Linked DNA regions of Mus musculus: region 2 is linked to region 1. A link is a loop called in an ENCODE intact Hi-C map of the cell type or tissue named here. Cell type or tissue: heart. All regions are shown on one strand. Links, peaks and the distances in the headings refer to the core of each region. The heading gives the core; the rest is flanking DNA.

The links. Peaks named below come from ENCODE experiments on the same cell type or tissue, not always from the same donor. Only the 100,000 strongest peaks of a DNase experiment are listed, where the experiment ranks them.
Region 2: a loop joins it to region 1, with 2.4 times the contacts of the local background. A loop is called at or near these places in 5 of 42 quality-filtered maps.

Annotation. Positions count from the first base shown.
Region 1 is chr11:44,945,736-44,953,353 of GRCm38, reverse strand. The region is part of intron 10 of Ebf1 (early B cell factor 1); the gene reads right to left. Among named protein-coding and RNA genes, the nearest start is that of Gm51859, 140 kb to the left of the region's middle. In heart, for the core only: no CTCF peak of the experiment used is centred there; DNase peaks (open chromatin) are centred at 4,683 and 6,503.
Region 2 is chr11:44,993,456-45,001,073 of GRCm38, reverse strand. It overlaps Ebf1 (early B cell factor 1), which reads right to left. Exons shown (of 16, transcript NM_007897.3): 15 at 4,874-5,068. Among named protein-coding and RNA genes, the nearest start is that of Gm51859, 91 kb to the left of the region's middle. In heart, for the core only: no CTCF peak of the experiment used is centred there; no DNase peak of the experiment used is centred there.

The DNA.
Region 1 (7,618 bases), core at 1,592-6,591:
TATTTCCCTTTGGACAATGAGATTGTGGTTAGCATAACATCAGTGAATCTAACATCAATCTGCTGTCAAAAATTCACTTTATGAAGGCCAGAGAGAGGTTGCGCCGAAAGCAGCCACACAGAGGGCTAGATGTATAAACACTGAAGAGAAACTGAAATCAATTCTGAGCACAGCAGAAGCCAGAGCATCACTGGCATCCACAGGCACCTGCCATTTTAATATTCAAACAATAGGATAGTTACTGAAACAGCGATCAATTCTTAAAGGAGAGCTGCTCCCAGCAGAGTTTATTTGTGGTCCTCTGTCCAACATCCATTAGACAGGGACCCTGTCTCTAGAAGAGTAGATTCAAATAAATAGTAAGAGCGGAAATAGATTCTATTCTCTCTGTTTACTTTATTACTATTGATTTCTGAATTCCCTCCAATCTATTTCCTAACTGGGCAGATAATATACATTTAGTACTGAAGGTAATTATCTAAAATGAACCCAGTTTGCAGTTGGGTGATAAAAAAGAGAGGGGGTACCGATAGATTAAACACTTATACATTAACAAGTATGGCCGGCTGTATTAATATAAATACTAGGGTCTTAGCATGCTTACTTTATGGCTAGATATAATTTTGTAGGCTAATTGTGAGTTCTTGTATACATGTGGGCATATTTTATTTCCACTGTTCTATACTTTATGACATTATTTTATGGTACAAATACTATAATAGAAAATAAAATTATTTCAAATATGTTTTATTTGAAAGGCATCTACCTCCCTCAAAAAAAAAAGAATTATGTAGGAAAAAAATTTAAGTGTTCAAATGCTTTAGAACAATTTAGTTGTAGGAAATTACAATGGTTATTAAAGCATCAAGTTAGAAAAGGAAGCACACAGCGCATCATAATGCAGTTATATGTGAAAGATGGGCTTAACTAGTTAGCAGTAGCCGGTGGGAGAATACAGTAAGTCTACACTGTGTGAAATTATGCTTCTCTTCAATGCCGTGCTATGGAGAAGACTTAGTGTGTGAGGAAAGGGGTATATTAAATAAAGCAGAAGATGAAGCTGCATGTGTGAATAGACACACAGTACAATATAGTCACAGATGCAAAACAAAACAAAAAAAGATGTTTGCCTGTGTTTGTTATACATAGAAAAATAACAGAGAAGTCCAGGGAGGCATTGCCATTACTGGGTGATGAGTACTGGGTGAGTTTGTACCCTTTTATCCTCTCTTGGTTTTTGCTTTTTGGGGGGGGGGTTGTTTGTTTATTTGCTCTGTTTTGCTACATAATTAGCACACGTTATTTTGTGAATGGTGTTTTGAAATGGAAATGATTGTTATTTCCTTGAGCAAATCATCCAGAGATGTGTGAGAGGAGCACTTGGACTCACTAGCAGGCTTAGTAGCCACTCTTCCTACCCTTGGCTTGTGAGACCTCAAGGGTGTTCTCCAGCCAAGGACTCCTGGGCCAGAGCTTTAGTGAGAACTGCCCATTAGCAAGCTAGAGAGTCTCATGCACATTCCTGCTACATGCCAAGTGTGGGACACTCACTTGCAAAGGGGCTGCAAGCTTATGGAAATCTTGAAGTAGTTGGAAATAATGTTAGGATTTGATGGTAGATTCTAGGGTCACACTGGCAGATAGTGGCTCCTGTGGTCACACTGTCCAAATACTTGGCAGATGACTCAACCCTTCTTGCCTCCTTCTCCTTATCTGTAGCATCAGGGCAGTACTTGTGGCCGAGTCGTGCTCGAGCCAATGCTTCTGCATTTGTAAACTCTTAGAAGCAGACAGCACATAAGTACTGACATTGTTGTTAAATGAATCCTATGAATCTGAGTTCGTTGGTCAGAAGTCCTTATAACGAAGAGCCAAATATGGTCAGAATACATGTCAAATCATTGCCCTTCTCTAAGTGGTCAGAGAAGCCTTTCTTGGGCATGGCTGTCATTTGCTGGTGAAACTAAGTCATTAGGTACTTCCAGGCGCCTGGTAAGGCTTCACATATCCACCCTGATGCTCTGTAATGGTGATGGTAGCACTAAGGTTCAATGACTAAGTTGCTAAGTGCAAGTATTACTTGTAGCTTTGTATTGAGTACTCTATATTTAGAGTTTCATCTAAGACATAAAACCAAGAAGGTATTCCATAAATATTTACTCAGTGGGAGAAAAGAATGAATGAATTGAGTGAATGACTTCATCACATCCACATCAAGTATACTACTTCTAAACATATTACCTCAAGGTAGGCATGGTTTGATACATTTGTCATTGATTGTTAAGTAGAGTGATATATTCCTTTAACCCCAACACTCCAGAAACAGAGGCAGGATGATATCTGTGAATTAGAGGCTAGGCTGGTCTACATAACAAGTTCCAGGGCAGCCAGGGAGACTTCTTCTAAAACAAAACCAAAAGTGAAACAAACAAACAAACAAACAACAAAAAGAAAACCAAACCAAACCAAACCAAAAGAATCAAGCAACAACAACAACAATAATATCAAAAAACTAATGTGGAAACATCAATGCTTTCAGACTAGAAAATGTACTCTTGTTCATGTGGAAACCATAATGTCCATATCAAAAGAGCAGACAAGTATAAACACTTTTTTCCTCCAAGATGGAAACAAATCATAGCTCAGACCTTGAATGTCTTCTAGAACGTTTCATAGGAACGGTTGGGAGGAAGAGAGCCCTGAACTCAGAATCCAAAACAGTAGCAGCAGCAACCAGAAACAGGCAGTTCATGTAACTGGTTCTGTGGTTTCCACGGCCAGGTAGAGCGTGACAAGAACGTTACAGGAACTGACATCAAGTCCAGAACTAGCCATAGAAGCGGTCTACATGGTAAATGTCACTATAACAACAGTCGCTACGGAACAAAAGGGGAAAACCTGTTGAGATCCTGCCTAGTTGTGTTGTGAGCACTCCTGAGGGCCTCTGCGCACACTGCATGTTTGAATGTGTAGTGTAAGCTTTAGCCTTTTCTGGAGGTGAATCTTGGCTCCAACACCTGGGGGACTGGGAGACTGGGAGACTGGGAGACTGGGAGACTGGGAGACTGGGAGACTGGGAGACTGGGAGACTGGGAGACTGGGAGACTGGGAGATTGGTGAGAAGCCCAGTGTCCTGCGGTTGTAAAACCTTGATAGGGTCTCCAAGTCATTTTCCTCAAATGTGTGCAACCCACGAAGATAATTATAGATGACCATTTCGTAAGCACTTTATTGCTTCCCCCCCCCCATAAATTTTAATTTTGGAAAGTTAAAAGTGAAAAAAATGTGGTTTCAATTTCCTACAAATTGCACACAATTTAGTTTTAACAAGAAAATAGGAACAAAGTGGGGGGGGGGTCATGTTCTTTAAAGTGAATTAGGAACTAGAGTTTGTTTCTACCCACTCAATGCCATGAGAAAAATAAAGCACAAGATTTAGGATCAATGCCTCCCAAAAATGGAACTCATGAACCATGGTAGAGAGACATAGTCTTTAAAAAAAAAATCTAAACATGATGTAAGCAGTCTAACAGCAGAGTAACACCATTGAACTGAGCTAGTCTGTGTCTGTAGAGAAGAAAGCAAACTTCATGAAGGCCAGAGGGAAAATGGTGAATGAAACTGGGGTAGATGCTGATAACCCTCACACATACGTAGCAGAATGTGTGTGAATAAGAAAAGGCTGCATGACCTCATGAGCTCTTCATTTTACTCTCAACTGTGCTGCCTACAACGAAAGACAATTAAAAACAATTATTCCTGAAATTATTTAAACACACAGCTAAAAATAGAACAAAGCAACAGAATTACAGAATTGTCAATATATATGAATATATATGTGTGTGTGTGTACATGTATAAACATATATACATATATGTGCATAGAATATATATATATATATATATATAAAAGAAATTGTATCCTTCTGCTGAGACCTGGCTGTCATCTCGGTGTTAGATCATGTTTTTTCCAAGGTAGTCATCTGTGGCGACTAGCCTGTTAAAGACAGGAAACCCACAAAGTGTCTCTACCACACCAAGCACACTAGCTGGAAAGCAAACAATGAAATCAGTCAGCCAGGTGTTTTCTCTCGTGTGCCAAACTTGGATTGGATATTGTGTCTCCTTAATTTGTCCTCTGCCTTGGTAGCTGTGCACTCTGTTTGGTAAGAAAAATTATGCAAGTAATAAACTACTTCATCAAAGTTGTTTCTCTTTTGATCAAATTACATTATTCAATTATACCACCGACCCTTCTCAAATGTTCTACTTCCAAAAAGGTTTACTCCCTAACATGCCCTAAGAATCCTTCCAAAATATTAGCATTTGTAGTCTTTAAAATAAACAAATAAACAAAAAGACCCTCACTACTTCAAGTTTTCTGATCAAAAATAATAACTCCCTAGTATTTTTTTTCTAATTAGGGTTGAACTTGCAAGACTAGAATGCCTCTGACTATCGGAACATGGAGTTCTGGCTTTCAAAGGTCCAGCCATAAACTTAGACTTGGCAAACTTAGCATATTACTCATTGGCTAATAATCCCATTAGTCAAAACTGCAAGCTCTTGGTCAAGTGCATATTTTATATATTACTGCATGAAACCCTAGCAGGAGTCCCACATCCCAAATGTCTTTTGAAGGCACAGGGATTAACATGAGGCAATTTCCTCTGTTCACACAGAAACGCTGGCTTTCCCCCATGCGAATATCAGTAACTATGTGGGATTGCTGAAAGGCCGTTTGCTTCCTTCTGCAACCACATTAGCCGTCCCATCAGGCAACGACTTCCATTGAGTTCTGCATTGGCTGTCCACAGTAGTCACCTGTACACAAAGCTGTATGGTAGCAAGAGAAGAGGAGGGCCTTGTTGCAAAATACTCAGAAACATCAAGGGTCTGAAACTCTCTGCTATGCAGACTGAGAAGAAAGCACGTGGTTAAATGGAGTATTCTTTTCTTTTGGTTCAATATATCCTTTCAAAACAGGCCCCGCAAAAGCCTTCTAAACCTATGCCACCCATGTCCACTAGGCTCATTTCTAAACCCGTCACATCAGATCAAAAATGTCAGCCCTACCTGCCAAGGAGCAGGAAATATTTGACTCACTGCTCCAAGTACCTCATTGCTCTCTACAAAACCAAAAATGCGTGGAAGATGTGGATGAAGAAAGGAGACTGCATTCACTTGTGTGCACGGAATTTTAGTTTCAAATATTCTTTCTTACTCAATATTGAGTCAATCTTCAGGATTTTCCATCTTAAGAGAATAAAAAGAAAAATACCCAACTATCCTCAAACCTCTTGTGGGGATGAAAGGGAGAAGGGAGCTGGGATGAGTGCAGACACTGACCTTGGAGTTACAGCCTGTGGCTTCTGAAATCCTGAAGAAGAACAGTTTTTTTGGTTTTTTTGGTTTTTTTTTTTTTGACAAGAGATAATGATGAGGGGGTGAATGGGTGGAATGGAATTTTTCTCCTAACTTCTTACTATATATACTTTTTGGATAAACAAATGTATTGGTTATGTTAGAACGCCTGCTTAGTGCCCGTTTAAAGAGGATGGACCTCAATAATTAGAGAGAAATCAGAAAAATCAGACTCAATCCAATCCTTTCCACTCTCAACTCTCAACCTATAGGGTAAGCAGCCTTCCATTGGACTGGTTCCCTGGAATCTTAGACTGAACCATCTAACTCCAGGCATCTACAAAGACTACCACCGCAGTGTGCCACATCACTTAAATTTGTGTTGTACTGACAACACAGCCTCTCTGTCTCACCTTTACTGTTTGTTACGCTGGGTGGCCATGCTTGGCATATGTTGGCATTCAATAAATGGCAAAGAATGAAACTCAAGAAAATAACAGAGTTGTTTATATTTTGGGGAAATTCACTTTACTGTCAACTATTATTGGGCTCAGTCAAACAGATACCTAAAAGCAAAGAGAAGAGCAGGGATCTCAGAGGATTTTGATAGATACATGATAGACTTGAAATTTCTATAGACATTTATTTTAAAGTGCTGAGACCCATAAGGGACCCAGTTCAATGCTTAGGGGAGGGGAAAGACCAGTACTGGACAGCTGTGCAGGCCAATGATGGGCAGGGATCTGTGGAGGATGGTGGGGGGAGACTTATGAAGGACTTTGGTACACATTTCATCTGCAGAAGTGAACCCAAAAACCCAGGTTCCCAAACCAGGGTTTAGTAACAGATCACCTAAAGTTCTACATGGAATAGTGTGGATAAACATTTGGAAGCAAAGTGTAAGAAATCAGATATTCCTGAAACTTCTGAGTTGGCTAAACATCTGTAGCACTTTTAAGAGTTGTCAGAACTTAAGAGCCTGCTTTGATAAGCTTTGGAGTGAGCCCATGTCCTAACATACTTCTGGAATCCTGGGCCCTCAAGGTAGGTACACACCACCCACTCTCCCTTGAGCCTCCCAAGTTTAAGCCCTCATTTTGACTGTTTCTTTCTTTGCAGCCAAATCTCAACCGCAGCTCAACTTTCCCAGCCTCTGGAGAGGGAGGATTTGGCCTGCTTTCTGACCAAGTGTGATGTGTTTTGTTCTGTTTATGAGATAGGCTACAGAGCCCTTTCCAGGATAATCAGTCATCTTGACTATGACCCTGAGCAAAAGCAGATGAAACTGGGAGATTCTAAGTCAATGGATTCGTTTTATAAACTCGCTGGATCCTGATGAGACAAATTAGTTTTGATTCAGTTTTAATTTTTTTCCCATCCTTCAAGGATAACTTGGAATACTATACTTGAATACATTCTCAATTAAAAGCAATCTCTTGAAGTAAAAACATAATGGTTTTCTAACCCTTTTTTGTTCACACATCCATCAATCGGCCCCTTCAACATCCATTACTGGGCTTTGTACTCCTTTCCAAACATTGTGTCTATTAGGCAAACTCTAGCCTTCCAGCTGTGTGTTCTTTACCCCTTAATAAAGTTTTGGTCAATAAAGACACAGGTGAATGAATGAATGAGTGAATGAATGAATGAATGAATGAATGAAATGTTGAAGAGACCTGTCCACTCGGAGAAGTAGAGTGCTGCCAATGGTATGCATGTGAAACTTAGGAAATCTTGCAGCGTGTTTTACAGATGGACACTAGTTCCCAGAAACTTGAAATGGAAACAGCAGATATAAAACACATAGTGTCACCTCCGTCTAGTGACTTCTAACCAAGATGCTGAGAAGAGAAAGAGACCCTTTCCTGATACCCTGTCCCCCTTCATGGGCTGAGTCCCCCCTGTATAAGTTGGTCCTAAGTTTGGAATGGAACAGGAACAATGTTTGGCTCATCAGGACCCAGATGTCAGTGATATGGTTCAGATGGCAAGACCACACATCTGTTCACAGAATTTGGAAGCAGGAAGGGGCTTTGGTGGCTTCCGGGGCTACTGGAAACATGTGGTATACACATGCATCCTATACTCACAACAGAAAAGTGAAATGTATCCGGGTACCTCATAATAGGCAAAACAATGTCACCTCAATTCTCTTTGGGCCTTCCCTTAAATTCTTGCATTTTTGTATGCAGTTTTCATCTACTGAATAAACCCAGCTTACAACTATCCCTCATTGTACGAGTCATGGAAGAAAG
Region 2 (7,618 bases), core at 1,206-6,205, 48 kb before region 1:
ACAACTGTTTTAGAAGGAAAAAGACATTTATTTCCATGGACAAGAGCTGAATAAAGCTGGTGACTCAAGCCTTTGGGCTAGAAAGTCAGACTTACTTAGGAGTCCATGGTTAAGAGTTATCAATGACTTCATCGTGATAAGAATGGGTGGATCTTTTTCTACATGTTTATCAGTCAATCCAGAGTTTAACACATGGCATTAATTGGGCTTAGTTCATGGGAAAAAGCTCTGCAGGCAAATGCCTTTAGCAAGCAAGATGGACAGTTGGCTCTGCACATCCGAGAACTCAGCATCTGCGAGTTCGCCAATTGCAGATCAGCAATGTGAGGAAGGATCTTATGTTAAGCAGAATGAGGTGGACTCAGAAAGGCAGGAACCACTATCCTCACTTATACGTACAGGCTACAAAGCTGATCTCCCAGAAGCAGAGACTAGGATGCTGTCACCATAGCAGGGAAGTGGGGCAGAGAGGAATGGCAAAAGATGGCCAATGGGTACAGTGGACAGGCAAATAGAAAGACAGGAGTCCCACTGATAGCAACCAACCAAATATTTCAAAATTGCTAATAGAGAGAGCTCACTTTCCTTATAAAGAAATGCTAAATTTCCCAGGTAACAGATAAAGTGACACATTGTTTATATACACACTCTTGGTATAGGTGCTTCTCAGCTTAAAACAATGCTCTCCCTGGTCTGGAGTACCTAGTTACTTTTCATTGGAAAAACAGTTGAAAGTCAGCTAGCCTGTGAAATAGGCTGATTCTGCTTCATGTTATTTTCCTCTACAGTCCATGGCTGGGAGTCAGCCTCGCTTGGGTAGATCTGTCTTACTAACTTGGGTATTGTGTCTTTCCACATATAGGGAAGTTGCTTTCAAAGTTGTTAGACCTTGTTCCTCTACATGGATATAACCTCGTGGCTCAGATTGAATATGGCAAAACATGCTGGAGGTTGAAGAGCTGAGGGAATGCTTGGGGTTCCTCTATCTGCTAATTGAGTTACTATGGACAAGTCATCTCAGCTTCCTGTCTCCATGTCCTCATCTATAAAGTGAATGAAATAAGCAGCCACCTAAAAGAGCACTAGGGAAGGATCCTTGTGTCAGGGCATAAGCCAGGCTGGGAGCAAGTGTTTCCATGTTGCTGGCGTGACTCTCCATTCTCACACCACACCCAGTCATGGTGCAGATCTCCTGCTGACAAAAGGGTGGTGAAGGAGCAAGCTTTAACAAAATGAAGGATGTTCAATTAACAGTGATAGTTGGAGGTAAATAGGCCTTTAAACAATATAAGCAGTCCAAATGTGTGGCATCTAATCTTGTTTACATGGTCAATTTGCATGTCCAACTCTTCTCTAGGCACTTGTCCTTTCTGAATGAATGGTGGAAGTTAACTGGGTGAGTTAAAGTGAAATGTCCTACTACAGGCTGGACAGGCATTGGAAGCATGAAATAGTGCTAAGATCCTCAGCCCATCTCCAGAGATCCAGAGCCCAACAAAGTCTCTTCAGTGGGAAAAGAGGAGGGCCAAAAACTGAAAGATGAGGCGAGACATGTCTGAAAGGCCACTGTCAGAAGGTTGCATTACACAGTGGACACTCTAAGATCTGTGCAATAGATCTCTGAACAAAACCAGTGTACATGGCAACACTATGGCTGAGTCTGCTTGTCCTACTGGCGAGATCGCAGAGAGGGTGAGAAGGTTCCAGGGTGGCCCTTTATGAATGTAGGTTGGAGGGAGGGAGAGACCAGAGCAATAGCTTAAGGAAAGTGGTCTTGGTTAATTGAACTTTCCTTTCACCGTTCACTTTTCCAATAGTGTCATGTCTTCAAAGTGTGGCATTTGCACATGACAGCATTGGGAGAACCAAAGAGCATGGAGTTATAGGAGAGTCCAGCAGTAATGTCCCCTCAGGGACACAAACCCCTAAATGGTAAAGGCAGGGTCATTGTATCGCAGTGTGCATGGGCTATACCCCATGCCTTCCAAGTCCAACACCCCTCTGCTGGTTATCACAACCCTCCCTTGCATCTTGGTCCTGATATCAACTCTAAATGTATTGGCTAGTTTTGTGTCTACTTGACATAGGGTGGAATAATTCTAGAGGAGATAACCTCAATTGAGAAACTGCTTCCAAAATATTGGTCTGCAGGCAAGCTTGGAGGGCAATTTCTTAATTAATTATTGACAGAGGAGGGCCTAGCTTATTGTGGTTTCTGCAATCCCTGGGCTGATAGTCCTGGGTTCTGTAAGAAAGCAGGTTGAATGAGCCATGGTGAGTAAGCCAGTTCGCAGGACTCTTCCATGGCCTCTGAATCAGCTCCTGCCTCTAGGTTCCTGCCCTGTTTGAGTTCCTGTCCTCACTGTTTTTTTTTTTTTTTTTTTGATGATGATGATGACTTCTTAGTGACATGGAAGTATAAGCTGAATAAACCCTTTCCTTCCCAGGCTGCTTTGGTCATGGTGTCTCAATATAGCAATAGTAACCCCAACTAAGAAACTAACCAAAGTTGATATTGTTAGCTTAAGAATTATAACTTTACCCCCCCCCCATATGTAGCATCATTACTTCACTCTATATGAAAGTTTAGTTGTTCTAGCTGGGTGAACAATGGGGGGGCATTTATTTTTAGCTGATAGATATCCTAGTCTGTCTACCTTGCCTGAGATGTAAGTTCCATAGTAAAATAGTTCCCACCTTTCTTTAAGATGATAGACTGGTATGTATATGTCTTTTTTTCTGATTATTTTATTGGTTATTTTATTTATTCACATTTCAAATATTATTCCCCTTCCCAGTTTCCCCTCCACAAGCCTCCTATCCCCTCCTTCCTCCACCTGCCTTTATGAGGGTGCTCCCCCACCCACCCACCCACCCACTCTTGCCTCAGCATCCTAGCAATTCCCTATCCTAGGTCATTGAGCCTCTACAGGACCAAGAGGCTCCCCTCCCAGCGATGCCAGATAAGGCCATCCTCTAATATATATCCAGCTGGAGCCATGGGTCCCCCAATGTGTATTCTTTGTGGCAAGTTATTCTAAGCCCTGACTTTGCTATGTCAAGCAATCTGCCCATAGGTTCTGAGGAATGTTCTAAAAAAGTTCTGCCAGAGATAGAGAGGCACAATGATGTAGTTGCTCTGTCTCTGGGGTTGTTGGTTCAATCTTGACTCCAACGTGTCCTCACTAGGTCCCTTAAGAGACCTAAGCTTGACTGTACCCTTCTATACATTGAGGGTTGAACTGAGCTCTGAAGGTCTTGGGAAAACCAGTGTGTGCTTACTTCAGCAGAGAGTAACCAGAATGTAATGTGTGTCTATATGTTAAATGGGGCATACGCTTCCACAGAGAAATAAAGCTGCGAAATCCCAGGTGTGTCACTGCCCTTCTGACCATCCTATGTTCTCCACAGTTGCCCTCTACGAGTGATGTGCTGGTCATGGAAGTCAGGCTCTGTAGTGAGTGGCACAGGGCAGGGACTAGGGGCAGAATCCCGTGGCTTTCATTCACCTCCACCTCCACTGTCTGCCTGATGTCTGTGACCTGTATTTACCCTCCCTAAGCTCGATCTCCAGGTACTGTACTGATCTAATGGCCCCCATACGTCATCAGGACATTGTGGGGATTAAATAGACAAAGCCTGCTCTATGCTTAGCGGAGCACCTGGCATACTGTTTGGTGCTCAATAGATGGTGGTTAGCTGGGCGTGGTGGCGCATGCCTTTAGTCCCAGCACTTGGGAGGCAGAGGCAGGCAGATTTCTGAGTTCGAGGCCAGCCTGGTCTACAAAGTGATTTCCAAGACAGCCAGGGCTATTCAGAGAAACCCTGTCTCAAAAACAAACAAACAAAAAAAAAAAAAAAAAAAGAAAGAAAGAAAAAAGAAAGAAAAAAAAATAGATGGTAATTGATGATTTTATTGATCTTATTTCCCTGCAAGCTGTCTTGGGAATCTGGGATAACATTCTTGGAAAGTGTTAAGTCCGAGAAAGAGATGAATTTTTGGCCTGATTTTGATGCCAATGACTGTCACACACCAGATGGGAGGAGTCAAGCAATATTGCAAACTCTCTCCACCTTGAGATTTCTCATCTTTACAGGTAGGGACTGTGAGCATCTGTGTCATCATTCTGCTGGGGGTGGGGGTAGGGGGGGACACATGAGGTCCCAGAAGCCGATACCATTCATGGAGCTAAGCACATAGAAAGAACATGAGGAAAAAGTTGGCATGTTTTTAAAGTTGGGTTTTTCTTTTCCTCCCTCAATGAATGAAAAAGGTTAGCTCAAAACATGATGGTCCTGACACTTCCCATGCTTCTTGGTGGAAAGGAGACTGTACAGCTTTAATATGAACTGGAATATTTCAGTGGTTCTCAAGAGATCTTTGATATTTGTTATACTGGTCCCTTAGCCTTGGGCTCTGAATGGACTGCAGCTGTCCCCTCCCTGACACATCTTTACACAGTCTCATCCTGACACAAGCTACAAGAAGAGAGGGCTGAGTGACCTACTTCAGGGGAAGGCCTGTCCCAGGAGAGACTCTGCCATGAAGAACAGGATAGTATCTATAAAACACAGGTCGGATAAAGGCAACAACAAAGAATGGGAAGTAACAAAAGAGAAATGGTGGCTTAGGAAATGCCTATAGTGTTCTCCAGCAAGGCCTGAGCTGGAGCAAAGTTCCTGGAGAAGGAAGAGGGATGCTACAGACACCAAGGAGACAGGAACAGGGCTGGTGGCTGAGACTGGACACTACTAACACAAAAGCAAAGAGGAGTCAGGGCAGAGAGAAGCCAGTAGATCCAGGGGCTAACCCCCATCCCCATACCCCACTCACAGCAACAGGGAGACACCTGCTTGGATCTCTGGGACTTACCTTGCAGGCTGTTCCCGTTGGTGCTGGTGCAGGTGGGAGGAGGGGACGTCTGGGGTCTGACAACTGGTGCGAAAGCACTCTTCTGTTTCACTGCTGAGACCATGTTGGCTGGTGAGAAGGAGAAGATGCCAGAGGAGCTACTGCAGTTGGAGGGGAGGCTTGTAGATGAGGCCATGGTGGGGCTGGATGGCACAACTGAGGGTTACAATGAGAGGAGAGAGTTACATCCAGAGACAAGGAGGCTTGCAAGAGGTCTGACCTGGCTACTCTGCTGTTGACCATTCTTGGGCAAGGCTCTCCCTAAACTCTCAGGATCCCACCACCCCTAATTTCATCACTTGGTATTTAGCATGTACTACCTTCAAGTTAGTAGCCTTCATGATTATACTGTGGGCTTACTGCATGCCCATTAATATGCTAGTCACCAGTGTCACAGAGGGTTTCCAGGGATGAGGTGGTGATATCTTTCATTCAGTACCATAGATCCCAACACATGGAGCATGTTTTGGAAATAAACACAGAGCCTCCATCCTTTGATTTTTTTTTCAGGCAAGAAGACAAAAGCCTAATCCTATCTTATCAGGGATAGCACAGCACAGGAGGGATGAAGGCACCTGCAGCCACCTCTGGAGAGGCAGAAGTGACATTGAGAGGGGAGGATTTTATAACGAGCTGTCAAGGAAAGTCTTCTACCTCTGGCTTAGATAAGGTGTTAACATAGCATGTGGGGATGGAGGGGACAGGGAGAGGCTAGTTTGAGTGGATGTGATCACCAAGGAAGGAATGGGACTTGTAAAGAAAAGGGGGAAATCGTAGGCAAAGCCAGCACCGTGATTTTAGGTTTGGGCAGTTGGTAGTGTGTATGCATAAGCCCTCTTTCTCTCCAAGAGGCTATAGGGTCTGGATGTGGCTGTGTCTGGATGCTCTACCATACAGACTCCAGTAGGCAGAAGGTCATGTAGACAAGAAAACCACCACGTGCAGCATCGGTGGAAAACACATAACTAACTGTAAATCCAAGTTCCAAATTCTCTATTCTCACTTCTCATGGAGCCTTCTACCAATGTTTGTGAAGTGAGCAGGGAGCTCTGATGTGTCTGGCAGTAGAGAGGACTCACTCAGATAATCCATGCAGAGAAGACTTCAGCCATCCTGACTACTTCAGAAGGCAGTGTCAAGGCTACTGATTTCATATGCACCGTTCTTTTGCCTCTATGTCCTGGATACTCCTGAGTACTATATTGTTTATGTCACTTAATAAACCTCATATATTTCTTTGGGTTGCACAGGATTCTTCACATCTTTCCATCTTTCAGTTGACAGAATAACATAAGGCCAGGGACTTATAACATTTTTTTTTAACACATAAGCAAATTGGACGTGAAGACGCAAGTGGGAAACTAGGCAAAGTGAATACTATGTATACATCGTACTCTATCTACTGCATCCCCTGCGAAGGAATCATTCACAGAGGAAAAAGGCTACCAGGTCTGAAGAGCAGTTTAGGCCTGACTGGTGCTTGGTCTCTTAGATTTGGAAAGTTGGTGATCTGGCGACCAAATCAGTCATAGGCAGGGATAGCCATTATGGGGGAAATGACTCTTTATCATCAGGCCAAGTCAGCATGGGTCTAAATGGGCACAGTTCTTACTAGAGGAGAATGGAGAGGCCTCATCCACATTTCAGAGTTCTCCCCAACATTTGCTAGACTGTACTTTTTTCTTTTAATGAGACCAGCATTTTTATCCATCTCTTAGGATTTGTAAATGCGAGAATGCGCTCAATAATAACACCCATTTAAATTGCAAAATTCCTGCACTGGAGGTTTGATTTTTAAATATTCTTAGACTTGAAATCCTGCTGGCTCACCAAGGAAGGCAATTAATCTCGTTGGCAAATGCGATCATTATGTGTATTTAGAGGTGGGGAGTTTTGGGGGGGGCAGTTAACAAGAAAGGGGTAAAATATAGAGGAGCATTGCCATTTGTTAGGACATTATTAGTTACCAGCAGCCACACCACAAAATGTGTTCAGCCATTGAATGTCTTATTTTATTTTTTTTTATTTTGTCGGAATTTTTCAACATGAGTGGTTTATGAATAATTAAATGTTACAGAGGCAAATATTCAAATCATCCGGGCTCTGTGTTTATTGTTTTATTTGCATTTATGCAGATAAAACCATCCCATCTGAGGGCCTATTTGGGAATTTAATACTGTATTTGTGAGCGCTGAGGAAATCAATTAATGGAAATTAAATGTTCAAAGTTTCTCAGCCTGACAGATGTGATGTCAGGCAGAAGTCACTGGGTGTCCTCACAGGCTTGGGAAGGTGACCAACTCCAGCCCCTAAATTGAATCGCTACCATATAGCAATTAGCTTATTGATTTAATTAAGAATGCCACCTTTTAATTTTCAGGTCATGATTGAAACATTTTCTGATTGAGTAGCTGGGAGAACACTGAGGGATAGATCTTCAATAAATCAAAACCTAATGTGAAACCGACCCCAGTGTTGGCTGGTAAAGTGACTTGGTACATGGCAGCTGGCGATTTTTAAATGGTCTACAAATGGCGAATACGGTAGAAATAAGAACAGAGTACATCCTGAGCTGAGAATTCCCTCAGATATAACTCAGGGCCAGGATGAGCTGCCCACCTTCCAGTTGTTAGCCACAAATTACACTCAATGAAGAGCCAGCACTGTTTTCTATACTTTGAGCTAAGAGACTCATGGATATTCTTT